Regions from separate parts of the Homo sapiens genome. Here all the other regions are linked to region 2. A link is a contact called in ENCODE Hi-C or POLR2A ChIA-PET data. All regions are on one chromosome and are shown on one strand. Each heading gives the region's core, a stretch centred on a gene start or an enhancer-like site at or near the end of the contact. The rest is flanking DNA. Distances are from core to core; before and after follow the strand shown.

Region 1 (3,993 bases), core at 1,211-3,710, 81 kb before region 2:
TTGGATTTATGTCTGATCCAGCTGGGACCCCAGGGCATGCTCCAGCACTGTGGCCTTCAGCCCTTCCACGGGATAGTGCTGCTGGGTACCAGCTGATAGGTATCTTTAACAGATCCTCCTCATTTCAGGACTGGCCTATGGACCTAACACTGCACTCCCATTCACCTACCTCGCCCATTTCCTCCCATGTTCTCACACCAACTCCTCCCCTGGCCTAGACACAACAAGCTCTGCAGGAGACCAAAGACTTTCTCTCTTTATGTCTCAAGAGGATCAGGGTCTCCGTTTCTCCATTTTACTATCATTGAACAAGACCAGTTGGAGCTTTTGCCTTCCTCCCACCCAAGGTGATGTTCACAGTGTCCACTTTGTCAGCGGTAGCAAGCAAGTGAAGGGTGTCTTTCCTCTTACTATTTTGGCAAATGTAGAATCATCACAGGGACTCTGTTTAAAACGAAAATGTGCAATGAAGAAAAAGCAACTGTGGGTGACTAGGCAATCCACACCAGGGTTTGAAAATGATTTAAACCAGTAACTAGAACTTTGCATGGGCAGAATTCCAAACAGGAGAACTGCAGGGCGAGAGTGACAGGTGCCAAATCTGAGCAATAGTTCCTGCAATGATTATGCAAAGCACTGGCCATTCATGCTTTGATGGTAATGCACTCATTTCTCCAACTTCCAGCACACTAAATGCAAGTGTGGCTTAATGACGGCAACTGGATTGAAAGGTAATTGGGAGCTGAAAATAGAGACTTTGCCTCATTATCATAATTCTCTACCAGAAATGTTTGTTATGTCAAAAAGCACTTTTCCCTGGGCACCAGTTTAAAGGAATATCCATTAAAGATTTTAAGGGTGTAAGCATTAACAGTGTTTTTAAGCCATGAATGCTAAGCTTATACAAAATAGATATGAGGGACCTTGGATAACTGAATGTATTTCAGGCAAATAAGATGTGAGAGCAGTAAGTTCAAGCCATGAGTCTATTCTGCTCACCTGACTTCCCTCTAATATTTTTTCCACTCCCCTCATTTCCTTTCCATCTCCAATGCCCCTTCCCTATCTCAGGTACCCCCACCATACCTTGTATAACCTCTTGTAAGAGGCAAGTTGTGTTGAAGAAGAGAAAGAAACAAAAGCCTTCAACATTTCTTCTCTTCTGCCACTTCCGCACCTCTGACCAGCCCATGGTGATACCTTGGGGATGACAGTGATGATGGTGGTAATCATGACAGCAACTACTATAACGAATCTACTTTGTTCCAGACATGTTAAAAATATACTCCCTTGTTGAACAATGAGAACACATGGACACAGGGAGGGAAACATCACACACTGGGGCATGTCAGGGAGTCAGGGACAAGGGAAGGGAGAGCATTAGGACAAATACCTAATATATGCAAGGCTTAAAACCTAGATGACGGGTTGATAGGTGCAGCAAACCACCATGGCACATGTATACCTATGTAACAAACCTGCACATTCTGCACAAGTATTCTGGAACTTAAAGTAAAATTTAAAAAAATAAATGTTATATATATGTATATATATACATGTGTATATATCTCATTGCATATATATACATGTGTACACACATATACACATGTACACACATATACATATGTACATGTGTATATATACATACGTACATGTGTATATACACATATGTACGTGTGTATATGTACACATGTACGCGTGTATATATACATATGTACGCGTGTATATATACATATGTACGCGTGTATATATACATACGTACACATGTATATACACATACGTACACATGTATATACACATATGTACGCGTGTACACACACATATGTACACATGTGTGTGCACGTGTGTACGTAAACGTGTGTACGTACACATGTGTGTATATATACACACACACATTCTCCCTTATTTTCACAAGAAGTCAATAAGGAATAAATACTTTTAAAACCATTTTTGTTGTTGTTGTAAATAACATAAAATATGGCTAACAGCAGCTTCCATAAATAGGGGTCCATTTCCTTGCATAACAAGAAATCTGAATGTAGACAGTACCAGGGGTGCTTTGGGGAGACTCAATGATGGTAGGACACAAGGTTGGCACCTCTGTGATTCTCTTAGTCTTCCCCCTCATAGTCATGAAATGGCTGCAGCAGTACCAAGCATCGCATCTTAGCACGGCTGCGTGCAAAGCAGAGTGCAGGAAGCAGCACAGGCAGAGGTTCTCCTCCTCTACTTCCCTCGGATGTAGGAAACAAATTTTCTCCCAGAAGCCCCCCACCGCCACCAATTTCCCCTTACATCTCTTGAACCAGAAGACACTCACCTGTCTGCCCCTAGAACCAGGGGCAAGGCCCACCTTTCCCGAGTTTGGGTGACCTCTGCCTGGTTTTGCTAACAAGGAAAGAAAGAGTCATGGCTTTGTGGCAAATGACAGCTGCCGCAGTAGTATTCTCTGTAATCTACAGTGAGGTGACGCAACAAGCCAAAGCTTTATTCCACTGAGGGGCCTCCCTGCCTGCTGCAGCCCTCGGCTGAGATCCAGTTCCCTCCATCTAGAAGGCTTCCTCCTTTTTTTTTTTTTGTTAGTGCTTATTTTTTCTTAAGCTAACCATACTAAGTCTGTCGCCTGAACTGAAGAAGTATTCAAATTTCACCCAGGACCGTTCAGTTCTGCCCCCTCCCACTCATTTATAAGAACTAAGTCCAAATCAGTCAGGTCAAGAGCACCCCGAGGTGCAGACAGAAACATTTTGTGCAGAAAACAGCCGTTCCCTAACCAACTTGCAACAGGGCTGGAAACTGCTCTCACCAGGGTCACCAGGGGAGCTGCCATCCTGTTAACCGAGCTCCAGGAACTCACTGGCAACTGAGACATGGGGCAGGTAGAGCCTGACAAAAATGTCATCCTCAAAAACAGGAAGGGGCGAAACCCTTTTGTAGAACTCTGAAAATGTCAAGCGCCTGCTTGCACCTCCGTCAGGGTTAGATTGAATTTCACATTTCACTGCGGTAGGGCCCTGGAGGCACTGCGGCAGCGGGAGCAGGCGGTGAAGGTTGGAATCCCAAGGCTGACACTGCCGGTGTGGAATTCCTATTCCCTCTGTGCTTCATCATCCTTCACTGTAAAACAGACATAACAATGGAATCTATCTCACCGCATATCTTTTGAGAATTAAAAGACATAATATATGTTAAGGGATTAGAAAAATCTTTGCTCAATGAACATCAGTGTGTTAGCAATACTGGTAGCAACAATACCAGCAATAGAAACAAAACCAAATGGTCTCCCTGTAATGGCCAGGATTTATTTTAATGACTTAAAGGTACTAGCAAATCAGTCTCACTGTCACCTCAGTCCAGAGCTTGAAAGTCTAGCTACCTTCTCCCTAAACTCACTCAACAATGAGCAATCACCCCAAAACAACAAACAAGCATAAAAAGTAGAACATCTGATACCATGCAGTATCTTGTTTTAGTTTCATTTTATTCTTGGTATATCTTGTGTGAAATATTCCAAGAAATCAAGAGAATGTACATAACGTGTATCCACATTTTAAATAAAATAACAAAATACCTATGTACCCATCCCACAGTTTAAGAAATAGAATGATGACGCTGTGCATCCTTCCATGATTCCAGGCGCCCCAACCTTAATATGCAGGTAACCAACAATCTGAATCTTCAATTAATCATTCCTTTTCTTTTCTTCTTTTTTTTTTTTTTTTGAGTCAGGGTCTGGCTCTACCGCACAGGCTAGAGTGCAGTGGCACCATCTCAGCTCACTGCAACCTCCGCCTCCTGGGTTCAAGCGATTCTCCCGCCCCAGCCCACCAAGTAGCTGGGACTACAGGCATGCGCCACCACACCTGGCTAATTTTGGTATTTTTTATAGAGACAGGGTTTCACCATGTTGCCTAGGCTGGTCTCGACCTCAAGTGATCCACCCACCTCGGCCTCTCAAAGTGCTAGGATTATAGGTATGAGCCACTGTGCCCG
Region 2 (3,851 bases), core at 1,316-3,815:
GTTCTGGTTCAGAGATAGTGTCTTCTCACATCATGGAAGGGACAAGGAAGCTCTCTGAGGCCTCCTTTATAAGGTTCTGCCCTTGTAACCTGATCACCTCCCAAAGACCCACCTCTTAATACCATCACCTTGAGGGTTAGGATTTCAACATATGAACTGCGGGGACAACAAACATTCAGACCACAGCTTCTCTCTTCAGAGCAACCCAAATACTGGGCATCTTCTGTGCTCCTACTCTGTACATTCCCTACACACCTTCTCTTTCATTCAAGGACACCAAAGGAAAGTAATTACTTTTGATTATAATAGTGTGTCTGCACACTCTCTCTCTGCAGTTACTGATCTGCCACAGTTGAAGGGCTGCCACATGCATCTGCCAAACTGCCAAATTATATGCTTCTCCAGAACCAGACAGGGTCTGGGGCAGAAACAAAAAGTTTGTAGGCAACAGAGTGTAATGTCAAGAGCCAGGGCTTTGGAGTCCAGCAAACCTGGGCACAAATCCTGCTCTATTTTCCTCATAGCACTCATCACTATCTGAAACTACATTATTTGTACCTTTGTTTACTACTTTATTATCTGATTTCTCAGTTTGAATGCGGCCTCCAAGAGAACAAGGCTTTTGTATGTCATGTTCCTCACAGTATTCCTAGAGCTCAGAACAGCGCCTGCACATAGTAGGTGCTTAATACACGTCTTATGGAGGTGGGGGCTGAGTATTTAAAATGCAGATTGCCAAGCTCCAGTTTCAGAGATTCTAACTCATTAGGTTTGAAACAAAGCCTAGGAATCTGCATTTGCAGCAAGCATCCACCTCTTTCATCCTAAGGCAGGTAGTAGGCAGATCACATGTTAAGATACTCTGGTCAATGCCCTCCATCTCCAAATCGTGATTCTCCCTCTAACACGCATTTCTACGGATCCCATCCAGGCTCTTTTCTTTAATTACCCTGAGGCACTGAGAGTAAAAGGAGGTTGCTGACCCCTGAATTTGGAGTTCAAACAAGTAACCTCACCACGGCCAGTTTCCATTTCTGCTGCATGCCAAACTAGCTGGCCAGCCTGGCTGGAATCCTGTTCTCCCCAGAAACACCTGAGCAGGTCTGGACTAGCTCCAAAAGTATAAGCCAGGTAAATTTCCGTGTCAGCTCATTGAGAGACTTTCCAGGGGCAGCTGGGGCCAATTCACATTTGCTCTATACTCCCTCCAAAGACACCCCCTTCAACACACACACACAGAACACTTAATTCTGGTACCACCAGCCAAAAGGGGCCCGAGTTCCCTTGGGAGCAGCCCAGCCGCTGAGAGGCGGAAATCTCTGAAAGGGCCACTCAGATGACCAAAGCAATAGGCGCCTACGTACCTTACAACAAGCCAACCTCAAGTTCCAACCTAGAGAAATGCATGGACTCTGGTGGGAGAGTCTTATTCCGTTTTTGTTTTCTTCTTTTTTTTTGTTTTGTTTTGTTTTGGTTTGGTTTTCTTCCATTTCTTCTCAGCCTTGTCTCTTCAGAAAATACCCCTCCACCCCTTCCTTGGCGCGTAAACTGTCTTCAGGGTGGCCTTAGGAGTTCTGGGACAATGTGGAGGGTACCCAATAGGATTTCCTTAAGTTTCCTCTACTGCTTTTCCACACATATTAATGCTGAGATCCTGTATTTGATTAAAGCACCTTCCATTTCCAAAGTTAAAATACAAACGGGTCTGGTAACTTACAAAGTCGCCAGCATCTTCGTGTCAATTAACTTCCCCAGACAAGTAAGAACGAGCTGCACTAGGGCCTGCGCTCTCTCCGGGGCTAACAACAAGCAGCACCAGTCCCCCAAGCTGTCCCTGGAGGTGGAAGAGCCACTGCAGCTGAGCCTGTTTATTTTTCGTTTTTCCACAGGCAGCCTTGGCTGGAGGGTGGGGGTGAGCGCGGGCTCCCTGGCACCTGCCGGTAAAGCAGCAGCCGCAGCCCCCGAGGGCGCCCCAGGCCAGGAGCTGCGCGCCGTCGGCGGGCCGTGCCTGGAGGAGGCTCGCGCCTTCCAAATGCCGGAGTGCAGGCATCCTTCCTCTCCCCAACCCCAGCCCCGGCCTCGACCTGTCGCCCACCTGGCCCGGACCTGGGGCTGGCTCCGTCTCTGGGGTGTGCGCCAAGGGAGCCCCACCGACGCCCAGCAGAGCTGCCCGGGCTCCCAAAGAAGGACCGGGGCTTTGGGCAGAATTCTGGCAGCCAGGCGGGCGTCAGGGGAGCCGGAGAAGGGGCTCGCCAGCAGGCGTGGGGCGGAGTGCCGGGCGCAGCCCACCTCGCAAGCGCGGGCCCAGGGCTCCGACGTGCCAGCGCAGCCCCGAAGAGTGCGGGCCCGGGGTCCCCGCGGCGCCCCTTCCCCTCCTCAGTCCCCCGGGGGCGACCGCGCTCCCCGCCGAGGTCCGTCCCCGCCGCACCCTCACTATTCCCGCTGGGAGGACCCCGGCGCACGCCCCCGCCCCCGCACCCCGGGGCGACGGCGCACTCACCCTCCGCATGGTGTCTGGGCCGTCCGGGCGGGGCTCGGCGACTTGGGCGCGAGAAGGGCTGGGCCGGCGGCGACGCTCGGCCGGCCGGGAGCTCCGCGCTGCCCCCTCCTGCACACGCCTGCGCCGCGGCCGCCAAGCCGGCGGGGGCGGGGCGGGGTAGCGCTGGCCGCGGGGTCCCCGGGGCTCTCCCGGGCTGCGGCGGAGGCGCGGAGCCGGCCAAGGGCGCACTGAGCTCGCGGAGCTCCGGGGCCCCGGGGCCTTTCTGCCGCCGTCGCAGCGTCCCCGCCTCCTCGGGCCGCTTCGCCCCTCTCCTCTTCCTCGAGTTCTGGCCCCACCAGGAGCGGAGCGAGTCTCCGATGCCTGCCCCGCGGCCCCCAGAACTGAGCTGGAGAAGCTTTGGGGTGAAAGCTGGGCCCACCCTACAGGGACCCCAAGTTTGCGGAGCAAGAGTGGATTGGCGGAGAGCGCAGATGGCAATTCTCACCCGCCTTAAAAGTACCACCTTAAAATTCTCCCCATGGGATGGGAAGGTGGCCCGCTAATGTCCGTTCCTACTCTTCGTTTTCTTTTTAATTTTTCAGACAGGGTCTCGCTCTGTCCCCCAGGCTGAGCGCAGGGGCGCGATTTCGGCTCACTGCAGCCTTGCGATTCTCCCAGGCTCAAGCGATCCTCCCGCCTCAGCCTTCCCAGTAGCTGGGACCACAGGCGAGTGCTCCACTACGCCCGGCTAATTTTTGTATTTTTATTCTTTTGTAGAGACTGGTGTCTCGCCATTTTGCCCAGGCTGGTCTCGAACTCCTGGCCTCAAGCGACCCTCCAGCCTCGGCCTCCCAAAGTGCTGGGATGAGAGGTGTGAGCCAGTGCGTCGGCCCTTTACCATTCTTTAGATTCTGCGATTGTTTTTTGAAAGTCCTGAGCATTCATAAAGCTTTCCGAGGAGGGGTGGGAAGAGAGTTAAGAGCGGTAAACAGCAGATCCACCCGGGGCTGGAGGAAACACCGTGGAACAGAGACCGTCTGGTCTCATTCAGGTGAAGGAGCTCGGCAGGGGAAGAGGTCAGCATCCCCATTCCAGCGAAACCCACGGGTTTTCCTAGCAGTCCCCTGTGTGCACAGCTTTCTCTTCACAATCGACCTCCACCCCAACTTTTCCAAACAACACGGGAGCCCATCCCCAAATGCTAATGCTTCTGCGGGAAAAAAATGAGAAGGGGGAAAAATGTATTCCCCAGATCATGAAAACGCTGCACACCCTTGAGCTCAGAATGCAGGATCTAAATCCGCAAGAACAGGATGGAATGATGTGGGAAGGTCTTCCAGGAAGAAATCTGATTTTATTCTGCTTCGACTGC
Region 3 (3,862 bases), core at 463-2,962, 110 kb after region 2:
TGAAAAACAGCTGACCACCACGATGTTAAGCATCTTAAACAAATTGGCCTTTCAAGGGCAAAACCATTTATTAATTTTTCCCTGGGCACAGAAAAATTTTCAGGGACAAAATTATTTTCTGTTAAAAAAAAAAAGAAACCCTTTACCATACACTATTATTTTTTAAATGATGTATTTATGTATTACTTCAGTAAATTAATTTTAATAAGAAAAATCAATGTACGAGGAGAGACTGGTGTAACTATGCTGAGAGAGAAAGACATGTTACTAAGAAATGAACAGAAAGTGCCACCAAGTGGGAAAACGGTATACGTGCAATAGAGAAAAATCTAACCAAGCCATGTCTTGCTTTGTTTTTTTTTTTAACTTGGTTCAAAGGACTTCAAGGTTCCAATACTTCAAACCACAAAAAGCACATCTTTATTTCTTCTGATACAAGTGAAAACAATAATTTTATACAGCCGTGCATGAAATAGCCCAAACTTTCTACTTTTCTACACTAATTCTATATAAATGCTAACTACCATAACAATGAAAATGAAGACTTCTGTGTGTTACTGTGTAGACGGTGGCAATTAGATAACTTCAGAATAAAACTGAAGGCAATAAAATTGGCATTGAACAAAATAAAGACAAGAACAAGAGAAAAAAAAAGAAAGAAAAAGTAGTATAGAATAGTACTTGAGCTGGGCACGGTAGTTCACACCTGTAATGTCAACACTTTGGGAGGCCAAGGCAGGTGGATAGCTTGAGCCCAGGAGTTTGAGACCAGCCTGGGCAACATGGCAAAACACTGTCTCTACTAAATACATACATACATACATACATACAAACAGTAGCCGGGCATGGTGGCCCGTGCCTGTAGCCCCAGCTACTCCGGGTGCTGAGGCAGGAGGATGGCTTGAGCCCAGGAGGTCGAGGCTGCAGTAAGCCAAGATCGCACCACTGAACTCCAGCCTGGGTGATAGAGCGAGACACTGCCTCAAAATAAAATAAAATGTTATTTGTTATCTACTTAAATACTTTCAGGGTATTCTACTCAATCAAATTAAATATAAATTCCTGAAGAAGAAATTAATATCTTGTTGCTGATCCCATAAGAGAATAAAACATATAGGAAAATGAAGGTACTGTAAAAAAAGACACTAAATTAGAACACAGTATTAGTACTAGTATTCATTAAGTGCCTATAAACTACAAGAGAACAAAGACCATACATATTTCACTCACCACTGTGAATATATAAACCCATCAAGGCCTGACATATAGGGGGGTGCTCAATATATATTTGTTGAATGAATCAAGTTTGTAAGCAGACTGTGTTAGGTTCTAGGCAATCCGTTTCTTATTTTCAAGGCACGTGTAGCTCAACTGCCCATCCAAGAAGTTTGCACCACCATCTTTTGTTTTTGTACTGGTGGACTTAGCAGCCTTTACTGGTGGCTGGTAGATTCAAAGAAGTGAAGGCCTTTAGACCAGAGAGATAAAATGAGCTCATTTTTCCACAAGATTTCTAATGTTTCCCATAAGATTAGAGAACATTAAATGAAACAGAGAAGCTGACTAAAATTCTATCCAAAACGCTAATGTCTCTAAGGGAAATCTTTCCCTAGGTGAGATTATGCAGCTACTGAACAGACTCATAAGACTATCATAGGCCACACTTGGCATCTGAGAACTCAGGACAGAGGACAGGAATCACAGCTTGCCAGCTGGGCAGCATCAGATGTTCCTCTCCCTGGGAGTCTGTGCAGTTGTTCATGCAAGTGACAGCTCACCCAGCCGTCCAGAAGCTATTTTCTTTTTCTTTTCTTTTTTTTTTTTTTTTTTGAGACAGAGTCTCTCTGTTGCCCAGGCTGGAGTGCAGTGGTGTGATCTCGGCTCACTGCAAGCTCCGCTTCCCAGGTTCATGCCAGTCTCCTGCCTCAGCCTCCCAAGTAGCTGGGACTACAGGCGACCGCCACTAGGCCCGGCTAATTTTTTTTTGTAGTTTAAGTGGAGACGGGGTTTCACTGTGTTAGCCAAGATGGTCTCGATCACCTGACCTCATGATCTGCCTGCTTTGGCCTCCCAAGGTGCTGTGTGTGAGCCACCACGCCCGGCCCAGAAGCTATTTTCTTTAACTCCCTAGATGACACAGCTCAGGCTCAAGGGAGATGAGAGCATCATGAGACAGGTGCAGGAGCTGCCCTAACTTCAAAGCTTTACGCTCCACCAGAGCCAACGTCTCTAGTAACTCCAAAGGCATAGCTTCAGGATTCCCTTTCCCACAGGGTCATGCCAGTTCTAAGAGCAGCAGCACTCACCAGGCATTTCTAATTCCTCTCAATCCAGAGGCAATTTCCCAATCAGAGGTCGATTTTATATTGCAATACTGTTAAAACAATTTTATCTGGTTTCCAGGATAACAGAGCTAGGCATTTAACTGAAGGTCATATTCTCCTAACCCTTAATTTATAAAGTTAAGTTGAATACTACACTAGATAAAATCAAACCAAAATCCTATCTCCAGCATCAATCTCTAGCCTAACCAACAGGCTAGTTTTCAACTGTCTACTCACCTTCTCACGTGGTCGTCTATCAAGCTTCTCATACTTAACGTAGACTACCTCTTCTAAACCTGCTCCCCCTACTCCACTCTTCCCTATCTCAGTAACTGTACCTCTAGTAGTTCAGGCCAAAAATATTGAAGTCATCCTTGACTGGTTTTTCTCTCAAAAGCCAATCAATCAGCAACTCCTGCTGACCCCATCTTACTTGGCACCCTCTAAGAGGGCCTCCAACGATCACTGCCTCCTGGTATTCACACCCTTGTATAATACCCTCATTTTAAGTGTGGCTGGACTGATTGACTTGCTTCTAATAAATAGACAACTGAAGTATGGGATATCACTTCCTAGATGAGGTTTAAAAAGACTGTTCCTTCCACCTTGGTCTGGGGAAGCCAGACGCCATGTCAAGAGGTGGCCTGTGCAGAGGTCTACTGAATGAGCTGGGAAGCAAATCTTCTGAGGTCTGTCTACAGCCACATGAGTAAGTGTGGCAGTGGGTCCTTCCCAAGTCAAACCTTGAGAGCACAGCAGCCTCAGAGAAGATCTCAGCTGTAACCTTGTGAGACCCTGAGCCTGGGGCACCCAGCTAAGCTACACTCAAATTGCTGTGAGATAACATTTACTGTCTTAAGCTAAGTTTAGGATAACTTGTTCCACAGTATAGACAACTAATACGATCCCAAATCTCACAACCTGCATCACTAGCACCCTAGTCCAACCCCATCAACAGCCTAGGCCATGACTTACAACAGCTTCTTAAGTGAGTAGCCTGCTTCCACACTTGCCTTGCCTCCTTCCTTTATTCTTCACAGCAACCACAGAGATGCTTTAAAAATGTAAATCAGAGTGCAAAAGTCATTAAGTGGGCCCGAGGAATGTAGCACTTGGTATGTGAGGGAGGGTGTTGCGGTAGCCCAGCAAGATGTGTCAGAGCCTTTGTGGGGAGAAGAGCCTGTCCACACAAGGAGAAGGGAGGGTGGCAAGCTGGTTTGGGGTGCTGGAGGCAAAATAGGGTAAGGAGGAAGTCCAGTGGGGGAGGGGGGATGAGAGGGCAGCAATGGGAACTTAGTTACACACAGTGGAATTGATCAAATAACTATATTAAGAAGAAACCAGCTATAAATGTGGAAAGGGAGAAAACTGGAGTGTAAACTGTAGTGCTGGACTGCCGTCAGTGGTACTGGTGGGGACACACAATCATTACCCATGTTTCCTAGCTTGTCCACTGAGAAGGCCTGGAAGCACTGACATTCCAATAATGATGAGCACATCTGACATTCATATCTTAGTTTCTAATACCACTCTCCACT

Evidence for each region. A loop is a pair of places that touch in the nucleus more often than their neighbours do. ChIA-PET counts read pairs that join two places held with the same protein, here RNA polymerase II (POLR2A). Pooled maps may share reads with other maps.
Region 1: a map of astrocyte of the cerebellum shows a loop between it and region 2 (5-fold over the local background). The contact joins two enhancer-like sites. A Hi-C loop is called at or near these places in 4 of 168 maps with a recorded cell type or tissue (Caco-2, astrocyte of the cerebellum, endothelial cell of hepatic sinusoid and 1 more). POLR2A ChIA-PET finds 5 or more read pairs at or near these places in 2 of 52 experiments (GM12878 and naive thymus-derived CD4-positive, alpha-beta T cell).
Region 3: a loop to region 2 is called in a map of HepG2, with 5 times the contacts of the local background. The contact joins two enhancer-like sites. A Hi-C loop is called at or near these places in 5 of 168 maps with a recorded cell type or tissue (HepG2, cardiac septum, esophagus muscularis mucosa and 2 more), 3 of 37 single-sample maps with no recorded cell type and 9 of 50 pooled maps. POLR2A ChIA-PET finds 5 or more read pairs at or near these places in 1 of 52 experiments (A549).

The regions. Positions count from the first base shown.
Region 1 is chr12:94,790,396-94,794,388 of GRCh38, forward strand. No RefSeq gene overlaps it. Among named protein-coding and RNA genes, the nearest start is that of MIR492, 42 kb to the right of the region's middle. Within about 2 kb of position 2,461, at least 2 of the 41 ENCODE cell types and tissues checked have a DNase peak (open chromatin) inside an H3K27ac peak, as active enhancers do; they include ovary, where a contact is called at or near this core.
Region 2 is chr12:94,871,140-94,874,990 of GRCh38, forward strand. No RefSeq gene overlaps it. Among named protein-coding and RNA genes, the nearest start is that of MIR492, 39 kb to the left of the region's middle. RefSeq lists silencers at 1,996-2,115, 2,176-2,785, 2,796-2,895. Within about 2 kb of position 2,566, at least 4 of the 41 ENCODE cell types and tissues checked have a DNase peak (open chromatin) inside an H3K27ac peak, as active enhancers do; they include ovary, where a contact is called at or near this core.
Region 3 is chr12:94,980,464-94,984,325 of GRCh38, forward strand. All of the region lies in intron 3 of NDUFA12 (NADH:ubiquinone oxidoreductase subunit A12), which reads right to left. Among named protein-coding and RNA genes, the nearest start is that of NDUFA12, 21 kb to the right of the region's middle. Within about 2 kb of position 1,713, at least 3 of the 41 ENCODE cell types and tissues checked have a DNase peak (open chromatin) inside an H3K27ac peak, as active enhancers do.